Regions from separate parts of the Homo sapiens genome. Here regions 1 and 3 are each linked to region 2. A link is a contact called in ENCODE Hi-C or POLR2A ChIA-PET data. All regions are on one chromosome and are shown on one strand. The core of a region is the stretch at or near the end of the contact, and the rest is flanking DNA. Distances in the headings are between cores, read along the strand shown. Region 1 holds the start of EEA1 (early endosome antigen 1). Region 2 holds the start of METAP2 (methionyl aminopeptidase 2). Region 3 holds the start of UBE2N (ubiquitin conjugating enzyme E2 N).

Region 1 (3,962 bases), core at 1,202-3,701, 2.5 Mb before region 2:
CTCACCTCCCACAGAGTGCCTCCTGGGTCCTCTGTCCTCTTCATTATTCTATTACATAGCACTGTCATTACTTTTAAATGTTCACCTCCCAAACAGCCTGTGAGTTCTAAAGGGAGGACCCACAGCTTAATCAACTGTTTCCTACCCCTTAGCATGAAGCCTGGCATTTACTGAAACTCAATATAAATACACTGAATAAAAGAAAATTAAGTACTTAACTGTGAGAAACACTTCAAACTTTCCTACTAAAGAGTTAATGCATTTAACACAGTGATTCTCAACCAGAGGCAATTTTGCCCCTAGGGGACATTTGGTAAAATCTGGAGCTATTTTTGGTTGTCACAAGGGGGAAGGGATATAGGGGAATGCTACTGGCATCTAGTGGGGGTAGATGCCAGGGATGCTGCTAACATCTTACAAGGCACAGGGCAGCCTCCCACAACGCAGAATTATCCAGTCACAAATGCCAATAGCGCCGACGTTAAGAAACTCAGTTGTCAACTGACTTATTCAGAAGTGATGATTCAATATCACATCTCTGCAATAACCACAATCAATTTCACTTTTGTAGTTTCAACAGAAGCTTCTTTAACAGTTGATAGGTATGCACCAACATTAAAAATGATCTTCATATAATCTCGATGTTTAACTTTAAACCAAGATTACTAGAAAGCATCCCATATTTCTGAAAACCAATCTATAACTACAGCTGAGCTACCCTTAAACCAGTAAACACTTTTATTTGTAAACTTCAAAGCAAACCACAGGCAAACTAATTTTCACTTGCAGAACTATGACAGAAACACAATCTGAAACATGAGGTAATCAGTTCCTCCAGGTCTGATAAAAGAAAAATCTCCTAAAGCCTGAAAGTAAATCATGCACAGATGTCTTTACTGCTGAACTAAGGAAGTGATGGGGAAAGTAAAGGACATGCCCTTGTTACTGCCAAAATCATCGCTTACCGGGATTTCAAAATTCACAAAACACTGCAAAATACAATTAAATGTCAACACAGGTTGTCAGATAAAGAAGTTAACTATTTCTCCCTCTAATAACTGACCAAGTTTCACATGACTTCATTCTTTCAGGAGAAAGCTAGGCAGAAGCAAGAGCACTCCCTTCCTATCTACTGGATGACTCAACTCTCTTCCGCACATTCCTCGGCTGAATCCTACAAATTCACTAATTTCTTTTGTCCTTTGAACTAGTTATCCTACTCCCTCGGTAAAGAACTAATAGGCTCGGCACCTACTTTTCAATCATTTACATTTTGTTACACCCTATCAGCCTCAAAAAGAAAAGAAAAAAGCTATACCAAAAAAAAAAAACAAATTTAAGTTGACAGGTACAATAACTCTTACAGGAAAAGAGATGTGAATTATGTTATTCTAGTAACTGATTCTTAAATGATACACCTACAGTTTTCTAATGCTCTAATCTTTCTATCCTCAAGGTTTTCCAGATTTCAGAGACAGCACAGGCAGAAACTAAGTGTATATACCACTTGATCAAGCTTACTGCGGATTTATTCTTGGATAGCTAAAATAAGGTAGTGGGGCTTGCACAGAAAACATATTTTTAATTAAAAAAAAAGTTTCCAACAGTGAGTAACATCTTCCTTCTCGGCTGACTGTGCCAGTGTCAGTCCCACGCCTGGGCCCAGGCTAGGCCGGGGCTCACCACACCACCCTCCACTGTGGTCCAAAGGAGAAAGCAGGGCCGTGTGTGGCAGGTGCGCATCGTGTCAAATTGGGGGGCACGGGGAGTGCGGCGGGTGGGGAAAGGCGAAGCAAGCCGCCCGAATCTCCCATGGGGCGTTCTCCAGCCCGGCAGGCGGCGGCTGGCCCGTCCCACGGGCACCAACTCTCCATTTTCACTCCCACTCAGGGTTCCCGGGAGGAACGCGCCGGCACCACACCCTCCAGCTCGCAGCCCGCTCGCACACACGGAGCCCCGCGCCGGAGCGGGCGCCAGGCCTGGACGCGCGGGGCCACCAGGGCTCTGCCTGCCGCCCCGCCGCGCCGGCCCCACCCGCCCTCCCCGCCCCCGGGCCGGGCGACCGAGGCCTAAGCGCCTGCCGGGCTGTGGGGCCTAGGGAAGGAAGGAGCCCGCGCTGAGGAGGGGCGCCCGCGCCGCGGCCCCGAGCTCCGGCTGTCCCGCTCACGTGCTGCCAGAAAGACGGTTTCACTCTCTTACCCTCTGTAAAATCCTCCTTAACATGGTTTAACCACCACCCGGCGCCGCCGCGGTGACTCTCCAGACCCTGCGCGGGGCCACTCACTACTCGGGGTGCGCGGGCGGGAGGGACTGGGCCGGGAGGGGACCGGGAAGGAGGTCGGGGCGAGGCGGTGGCGACGGCCGCTCGGGCGGCCCCGACTTCCCCACAGGCGGCGAGAGGGAGCACGCGAGAGAGAGCGAGCGAACGACTAGGCAGCCTGCGAGCGCCTCCAGCCCGCCCGCCGGGCAGCCCCCGTAACTGACAGATGGGCGGGCCCGCCCGCGGCCGCCGGGGGGCGGGGCGGTGGCGGGCCCGCCCCTCGCCTGTCCATTCGCGGGAGGCGGGGCTGAAGGGGGCCGGTCCAGGCCAGCGACCAATCGGAAGCGGTGGCAACGTGGGCGGCTGCGTGACAGACAGGCGGCAGGACGCTGTCGCCGCAGCTTCTTCCGGCTAGCTGGGGGACGCCGAGGCTGCGGAGTGCACGCCTGGGCTCCGTCAGAGGGCCGCGCCCGCGCGACGACCGCGTGCCCGCTAGTGGGAGGCGGGCGAGGACCCCTGGGGGTGTCCCTCCCTGACCCAGGCGGGAGGAGGGGACGCCTTAGGCTGTTTTGTAAAATGTGTCGGTGTGACCCTTCCGGCGATGGCTCCTGACTCGACGTGGTATTGAGCCTGAGCTATATGCTAGTTTCTGCTGGAAACGCTGACTCTGCCTCTTAGCCCCTGGGTTGAAGCCGACTAGAGAATCTCAGACGTGCTTAACCGGTCTGTTGGGCTTCCCTGCCCTTTTCCAGTCCCAGGTTTCCTTTCCCTGCTCCCTTCCTGCTTCTAATTTCAGCCAAAGAGAAAGCAAAGATTTAGAAAAGAAGGGTAGGAAGAAGCTGGAATTTGAATTGGCAAGAGAAGTTTGAGGTTGTCTTTTCTAGATCAAAACAATTTTTAATAGGCTGATGTTCACATGTTGCACTTTCTAAAGCCCGTGCTTGACCTCCTAAGGAATTTTAAGTCCTATTCTGATAATCGATTTATGAAGTAAATTGTCATTAACGCCTCTGTTTTATAGATTAAGAAGAAAATGAGGTCACAGATAAATATCGTGCCAAAACGACGTGGTCTTTGAACTGACCTCCAGGCACGATGTCATTATTTAACTCGAGAAATCACAGCTTCTGCGTCCTACCATTCTGCCAATATTCACAGCCAAGAGGCTCAACTTAACACCCTGGTAGAAAAAGAGAAGCCTTTAATATTGCTTGAATAGGGAAGGAGAGGGAATAATGGAACTAACCTTGCTGGGAGGGAAAAAAAAAAAAAAAGAAAAAACCAACAGACCACTGAATGAAGCCTATGAAGCAATGAATGGAGTGCTTTTTGGAAAGCACTTCCAGATCTTTTGAAAAGCAGCACAAAATTAAATATTATTTGCAAATCAGTTAATGAATAGGAAAATGTTTTGTAAAGTATAATGCATTATATAATGTAATATGATATTTCTATCCCAAATATATTTGGTTTTTTATTATGTGTGTGTGTGTCTCTCGATGGTGCAGCAGCACGGTCATGCCTACAGCTAATATATGAGTAATCACTAGTGATAATGCACTTACAAAGAACATACTTTTCCATCTTTCTAAACATGAGGTGCTTTATTTTCAGACAATATGGGAAACATTCTCAGCGACATGGGGTGATAAAAGTGACTTTTTTTCTCTTTTTTGTTTGTTTTTCAAAAATTAGTTTAGGG
Region 2 (3,636 bases), core at 1,066-3,565:
CCAAGAATACTCTGCCAGGCGCAATGGCTCATGCCTGTAATCCCAACACTTTGGGAGGTTGAGGCAGGTGGATCACCTGAGGTCAGGAGTTTGAGACCAGCCTGGCCAACATGGTAAAACCCCGTCTCTACAAAAATTAGCTGGGTGTGGTGGTGGGCGCCTGTAATCCCAGCTACTTGGGAGGCTGAGGTAGGAGAATCGCTTGAACCTGGGAGGCGGAGGTTGCAGTGAGCTAAGATCAGGCCACTGCACTCCAACCTGGGTGATAGAACGAGACTCCGTCTCAAAAAAAAAAAAATACTCTCTCTAAACCTTTCCCCTCCCCTTTGCCTATTTATCCTTCAGATCTCAGCCTAATTGCTACTTCCTCAGGAAACTCTACCAGGCCATCCTACCTAGGCAAGTCCCTTTGTAATATGCTCTCATAGCAGCAGTTGTAAATTTGCTTTTATTAGCATCATTGCTTGATGTCTATTTTTGTTAACTGGCTCTATGATGACAAGGATCATCTCTGTTTTTGCTCTCTAAATATTGCCAGATCTAGGTTTATAGTAGGCATTGAACGAATGGATGGATGAGTGAATAAGTGAATATGTCAGCCAAGCAAAGAGCAGCCCAGATAAAAGTAACAGTGAGTTTGAAATGCTCCAAGGTCAGAAAGAGCTTTGAGAGCTGGAGCTATAATAGTAAGAGAGTGGAGACATTGGAGAAGTAGATATGGCTGGGTCTTGCCGGGCATTTTAAAGGATTTTGGACACATGGAAGCTACTTCTATTTTTATTTTTGTGGTATTATGTTTGGTTTACCAACTTTTTATTTTTTATTTTATTTACTTTTTTGGGGGGGATGGAGTCTCGCTCTGTCGCCCAGGCTGGAGTGCAGTGGCGCAATCTCAGCTCACTGCAACCTCCCCCGGGGTTCAAGCGATTGTCCTGCCTCAGCCTCCCTAGTAGCTGGGACTACAGGCGCCTGCCACCACGCCCGGCTAATTTTTGTATTTTTAGTGGAGACGGGGTTTCACCATATTGGCCAGGCTGGTCTCGAACTCCTGACCTTGTGATCTGCCCACCTCGCCCTCCCAAAGTGCTGGGATTACAGGCGTGAGCCACAGCGCCCGGCCGGTTTACCAACTTTTATATTGCCAGCAATCAACTAGGGAAAACAATTTAAAATCTAAATAGGGATAGATTTAAAGAGATAAAGATCTGTACAAGAATAAGAGGAACAGTTTTTATTACTATTGGATAGGTGCTGCCTGAAGCTTTAAGACAGAGAATGTACATTTATGCAGCTGCAGTCAGAGCCTGTGTGAGGTTTACTGTAAACTCACTGGCAATAAGGCTCTTAACGACATTTTGATGCCCATGAAGCTTGGTGCCTAGTTTAAAACTAATGAAAACACCTAAACTCTCCAGGTGGACAAAGCCATATTCAGGAGAAATTGAGAAGGAGTTGGTGCAGGCAGCCAATCACAATCCACTTACGCCACAAACTAAATCTCAAACTGCGGTTTGAACATGAGGCTCAAAACATAAGAAGTAAAGAAATGGGCAAAATTCAATTAGTTTCTGGTGAAACGTCCTAAATCCAAAAGAAAGGTGACCAGAAATAGAGAAAACGGAGTGTGATCTTTTGCATTAATGAGAGAGACCGTGTCCCCGTGTGTTAAAACCTGTCATTCTTGTCCTGAATTGGAAAGTGAGCGGAGTGTGACGGGTTCCCATCTTGAACCGTCCGGGGTTGAGTAGTACAATAAACTAACACGGAACTCCAGCTTCCAAAATTCTCTCCAGTGCCTACAGAGCCTCGCGGAGAGCTGTGATTGTGAATGTCAACGCAGATTTGATTAAATCTCTTAGATTTAAGAGATATGTGGAGTCATGACAATAGAAATGTGTACAAGTGAACACATTTCTTAGCCCGTTTCCCCACTGCCTGTGTGATTTATAAAAACGCAAATATAAAATATTTCCGTTCCAGCAGAGACGCCGCTTGCTACGGCGGGTTGCCCGTCTCCACAGGTATCTCCGGCTGACTCTAGAGCTCAACTTCCCCTTTAAACTTCACCCTGCGCTTGCCGATTTGCTTCGGGAATGCCCGAGGCACCGGACGAAGCAGTCGGGTCTGGCCCCAGTCGACTCCAGCCAGGCGGGGCTCCAAGCCGAGACTCCTGCACGCCCGGCCCGAAGCTAGCCCGACACCCTCAGCTGAGTCCTCCGCCGTCCCAGCATTCCCTGCGTCCCTACCATCGAGAGCAGCTTCCGGCGTGGCTGGTGTAGGCGGGTGGAGAAGGATCGGGGCCCTCGCCGCTCTGTCTCATTCCCTCGCGCTCTCTCGGGCAACATGGCGGGTGTGGAGGAGGTAGCGGCCTCCGGGAGCCACCTGAATGGCGACCTGGATCCAGACGACAGGGAAGAAGGAGCTGCCTCTACGGCTGAGGAAGCAGCCAAGAAAAAAAGACGAAAGAAGAAGAAGAGCAAAGGGCCTTCTGCAGGTAAAGAGAGTTTTATGTTTTCCCAGTCCCCTCCGGGAACGGCTGAACTGTTTGGCTCAGGCCCGTTGAGGGGGCCGGGACCGGGGCCCCAGAGCCCCGACTAGACTGATTCTTGGGCCTGACAGGGTGGCAAAGCCGGGCTATAGATTCCTAGTCTGAGAAGAGGCGTCATCTCCTCCTGTGGGACTAGAGGGCTGGTGGGGGAGAAAAGAGTGCCTGAGGTTGGCGTGTGGTACCTCTGGGGTCGCTGGGCCCGAGCCCCTGTATTACCAGAACTCAGCTCCCACGCACATCGTGGCACGGTCTTGAGATTGTGCGCAGAGCACAGCCCTACCATCTTTCGCGCGATTTGGCCGCCGCCTCAAAAATCCGATTCTGATCCGTATTGCCGCGTCTTTGCTGGTTTGCTGGAGCAAGCTAGGACTTATTTTCTTTGGGGGTGGGCAAATGTAATGGAGAGCACACCTCCTCCCACTATCCCGTTTCACGTTGGGGTTGTTGCAGCCTGCACTTTTGGGGTGTGTGTACATGTGTGTTTGCCCGCGCGCTCATGTCATTAATTGCAGAATTTGTGGTGGTGATAACGAATTTTCACCTGCCTAATCCCATAGCATCGCCAAGCTTTAGGGCCTTTAGACCTGAATTATGATACCAATTGCAGGCAGTGCAGATAGGATATTCTGTGGCTCAGAATGGAACTTCTGAGGTCTTAACCTCTAAATCCACTGGTAAGGCAAGGAGAACTGCTGAGAGTTTACAGTTGGATATTATGAACTAGGAACTTACATATTTTGAGAAGTCTGTGTTTTTGCTGCACAAGCTCCTTCACCTTAATAAAAATTATTTTTACTTGTTTCTAATTAAAATCGCCAGAGAAACAGAAAATGGAGAAGTCAGAAGCGATTAAGATGGAATTGAGAGAGGTCGAAGAGAGCTAATCTTCATCTTTCTGAAATTTTGATTAGATAGGAATGGAAGGAGAGTTGTAGCGTTGCTGGAACTCTTCCAGAGCAAAATTTGTTACTCTGGTGGCTGTTCCTGGATTTCGAGTGAAATTCAAACACTGCTGTTTGTCTTGTAAGGTGTTAAGCTGACTGATCCTAATGTATTTTTAACAGTTGTATTTCTTAATATGAATTCTC
Region 3 (3,541 bases), core at 956-3,455, 2.0 Mb before region 2:
CTTCTGTTTAAGGATTAGAGAAAACCATCCTTTTAAGCTATAAATGACACTAAACTAGTAAGATAAAACCCAAATCAAGGTGTCATTCATTAGATAGATGTTGTCAACAAGATACCGTAAAATTAAGATTATATATCACAGTATGAGTTACTGTCTTAGTTTCAACAGCAAAATGTAAATGCCCAGTGTAAATTACTGTGTGCCAAATGGATTGAATCATGAGGACTTCAACTTATTGCCTTAAACCATTTCTGTAAATTTATAAACAAGGTTCCACAGAATTTATTTTTTCATCCAAGGCTTTCATATTACTGGGCATATCTTCATAATCAAAAATAGAAAAATGCGTGTTAAATGTTTAGTTCACTATGTATTTCAGAGAATTATCATGAATGTCAACTTGCATTATGTACTTAGTCAATAACCTAAGTAACAACGAAAACAAGGATATTTGATGTATGGCTCTATCACTCCCTATTCATTTTTCAACTGGGGCCTCAATAAACATGACCTTTGGGGACCATGTGACTGCATTATAACTAAAACCACGTTGTACGGACCTGCCAATACATATGACAATTAAAACTCCTTGGACAGAATCCTAGATAAATCCACACACAACAAATTTCGGACTATGAAGATTCACATTATTAGACTCCAGTGCTCCCTGACAATCTGTTCTACTTCTCTCATTTCTAAGAATTTCTACCATACAAAAACGTCTTATTTCTCTACATCAGCACCCTTAGGTCAGTGACATCTCCCTCATCTCAGATATATTTAAATGCAATTGGATGAAGCAGTATACAGTACATCATCCTCGAAGCCTAACAGGTCTTCCACTTAGTATGCATCTCCCCACAGATTTCACAAGAATGAGCAAGATTAACATACACGTTCACCAGGTTATATCAAGCAAAATGATGCTGCAATTGAGTCACTTTAACTGGCGCATTTAGTCACATAAATGTGCAACTAATTTCCTTCATAAAAACCGACACAAAAATTTAAGGTTTAGTTGTTGTGATGACAAGGAATATCTCACGTCTGAAGACTTGTCGATATTTCCTTAAGACTTTACAAAATCAAAGAATCGAAAATGTCATGGTTCCATACATACTTGTCAAAACACAGTATTCATAAACAGCCAATTAATAATTAAAACGCACAAAATTGAGGGGCAAAAGATTTCACGAGATCCCCCACAGAGGCCAAGGTAGGAAGATCTCTGAAGCCAGGAGTTTTGGAAGCCGCCTGGGCACTATAGCGAGGCCTCATATCTACGAAAAAGAGAGGAGAGGAGAGAAGAGGAGAGAGAAAGAGAATCCCCCATAACTGCGGCCCTCCCCCAGCCTTGTGTTAAAACTATTTCCTCGGAACAGCTCTGAAAGAGTTTGCCAACCAGAGTAAAATCACTTCGCAGAGATAAACGAGCGGAAACGTATTCAGAAGAGAGAGATCGCGGAAGCAAGGGCAGCGGGGCGCGGGGCCCCCACGTCCCGGGACCCAGGCAGCCGCGGCAACCAGGGGCGAGCATGTGCTGACCGCGGCAGGACGCGCGGGCCTCCCAGAGCCACTTCCCGGGGCGCAGGGCCCCGCCCGGCCTGACCCTCCCGGTTCATTCATTCTGCACCCGCGGTTGCCGCACCTCCGCGGCCCCGTCGGGGCGGAGAAGAGGGGCTTGGCTGCCGAGGGACCTTGTCGGGCCACAATCCCCACCAGGCGCCCGAGCCCCGCCGCGATTCCCGCGCGCCCGCGGCCTCCGGCGGGGGGGTGGTCTCAGAAGCTATGGAGGCCCGCGCCCAAGCCCAGAGACCCCCAGCCTTGCCGCCCCACCCTCCGCCGGGGCGTGGGACAGCACTCCCTGGCCCGCCGGGCAGCCGCCTGGAAGCCCCGGGTCCCCGCTGTCCGGCTGCCCCGCCGCGGCCGGAAGTCTCCCCGGCGCCCCCTCCTCAGCACCCGACTTCCCTCGCCGCCGCGGCCAACCCCTCTCCGCGCCGCCTCGGGCCTCCCAGAGCGGGCCGCGGGCCGAAGGAGGCGAGAGGCCGCGCTGCCTGCCCAGCTGAGCCGACGAGAGCAGAGCGAAGAGCTGGAGGCCGGCCTGGGCGGTTACCTTGATGATCCTGCGGGGCAGCCCGGCCATCTTGTCAGAACCCGAGTTCGGCCTCTGGTCTCGTCTCCGGCTCCTCTCGCCTCACGCACGAGTGGAAGTCCCGGGCTCCACTTCCGGGGGACGTTGCCGCGCCCGTCGCCGCAGCCGCCGCCGAGGCCCCTCGGGAAATGTAGTCCCTGCTCGGGCGCGGGCTCGGGCACGGGCGGGCTTCCCTCCGACCTGGCCCCCTCCCCCGTGCGCCCCGCCCCAACCGCTGCCGGGGATGGCGGAAGTGACGCTCTGTTGCGGGGCAGGGACTTGGGACAGGCCGCGAGGGGAGGCGCGGGGCTCTGGCGCTCGTGGCCGAGCCTGCCCGCGACGGTGGTACGGCACGACCCGCGCGCGACTGCGCGCGCGTCTCTCTTAACCGTGGCCACGCCCGCGCCGGTGGACGACGTAACAGAGGCCTGGCCTACGACGTATCCCATTCATTCATTCACGCGTTCGTTCTTTCAGCTCACGCGTTCGTTCTTTCAGCTCAGCCTGCATTGCGCGCGTTCCCTGCTGGCTCTGCAGTGAACGACTGAGGTGGGGCTCATCGTCTTGCTCCTTCCTCAAAGGGAGGGCAAGACCGAAACTCGGTGGCAAAGCTCTGACTGGGGGTCTCTCCAGTTACTCACACGCTGTTGGGGGAGTTTTGATGTTTAAATTGTATAAATCGGACCTCTGACACGCCCCTAGGCCCAGGGTAGGCTGAAGGAAAAGGGTTTGGAGCGAGTTGGAGGCGGGAAGAATGGTTCTGAACGCCTAGACCTAAAGGTTGAGACTCAGAATTGTTAACAGGACGAATGACCAAGGAGAGGTTTAAAGAACCCAGAGTAATCCGTAAAGCAGAGATTACCTATAGAGTGCGAGGTCCTATGAGAGAATTAGAGTGGGGGTGCCCGAAAATTGAATTGTTGGGGAAGCGTTTTATCCTGATGACGGATGGTTTGCTGTGTGATGGACTGTTTGCAAGCACTTTACTTCATCTTCACAGCAATCGTGAGGAGGTGTTGTTTCCATTTTACAAATGAGGCTTAGATAGTTAACCTTTTCCAAGGAGCTGTTTTGTCCCCAGGCAGATCCGCCAAGACCTGGCCCTTAACTACTTAACCACAGTGTTTCCTAGCACACTAACAGACAGTAGATGGTGAATAAATGAAGACAAGACTGACCGTGCCTTCCAGGAACTTAGATTCCAATGGAGAAGAGAGACCAGTAAACAATTAGTTACAATCCAATGTGTTAAGGGCTGTCTGTAATACAGGTTCCTCCAAGGTGCTATTTTAGCAGAGAGGCATTAACTGCTTGAGAACTCAGGGAAGCCTTCTTAAATAAGTGAAGTCCTCAATGATGAGTAAGAACCTACCTGACCTTGTAGGGAAGAGTATGCCAAGCATAGGAAAT

What was found. A loop is a pair of places that touch in the nucleus more often than their neighbours do. ChIA-PET counts read pairs that join two places held with the same protein, here RNA polymerase II (POLR2A). Pooled maps may share reads with other maps.
Region 1: a map of naive thymus-derived CD4-positive, alpha-beta T cell shows a loop between it and region 2 (7-fold over the local background). The contact joins the promoter of EEA1 here to the promoter of METAP2 in region 2. A Hi-C loop is called at or near these places in 1 of 168 maps with a recorded cell type or tissue (naive thymus-derived CD4-positive, alpha-beta T cell) and 9 of 50 pooled maps. POLR2A ChIA-PET finds 5 or more read pairs at or near these places in 2 of 52 experiments (CD4-positive, alpha-beta T cell and naive thymus-derived CD4-positive, alpha-beta T cell).
Region 3: a map of CD4-positive, alpha-beta T cell shows a loop between it and region 2 (9-fold over the local background). The contact joins the promoter of UBE2N here to the promoter of METAP2 in region 2. A Hi-C loop is called at or near these places in 5 of 168 maps with a recorded cell type or tissue (B cell, CD4-positive, alpha-beta T cell, CD4-positive, alpha-beta memory T cell and 2 more), 1 of 37 single-sample maps with no recorded cell type and 14 of 50 pooled maps. POLR2A ChIA-PET finds 5 or more read pairs at or near these places in 1 of 52 experiments (CD4-positive, alpha-beta T cell).

The regions. Positions count from the first base shown.
Region 1 is chr12:92,926,844-92,930,805 of GRCh38, forward strand. It overlaps EEA1 (early endosome antigen 1), which reads right to left and starts at 2,452. Exons shown (of 29, transcript NM_003566.4): 1 at 2,200-2,452. The coding sequence starts at 2,223. RefSeq lists an enhancer at 612-741 and a silencer at 1,842-2,921.
Region 2 is chr12:95,471,837-95,475,472 of GRCh38, forward strand. It overlaps METAP2 (methionyl aminopeptidase 2), which reads left to right and starts at 2,316. Exons shown (of 11, transcript NM_006838.4): 1 at 2,316-2,494. The coding sequence starts at 2,344. RefSeq lists an enhancer at 2,133-2,532.
Region 3 is chr12:93,439,742-93,443,282 of GRCh38, forward strand. UBE2N (ubiquitin conjugating enzyme E2 N) reads right to left here and starts at 2,206. Exons shown (of 4, transcript NM_003348.4): 1 at 2,114-2,206. The coding sequence starts at 2,143. RefSeq lists silencers at 1,422-1,541, 1,572-1,711, 1,862-2,071, 2,152-2,611 and an enhancer at 2,104-2,741.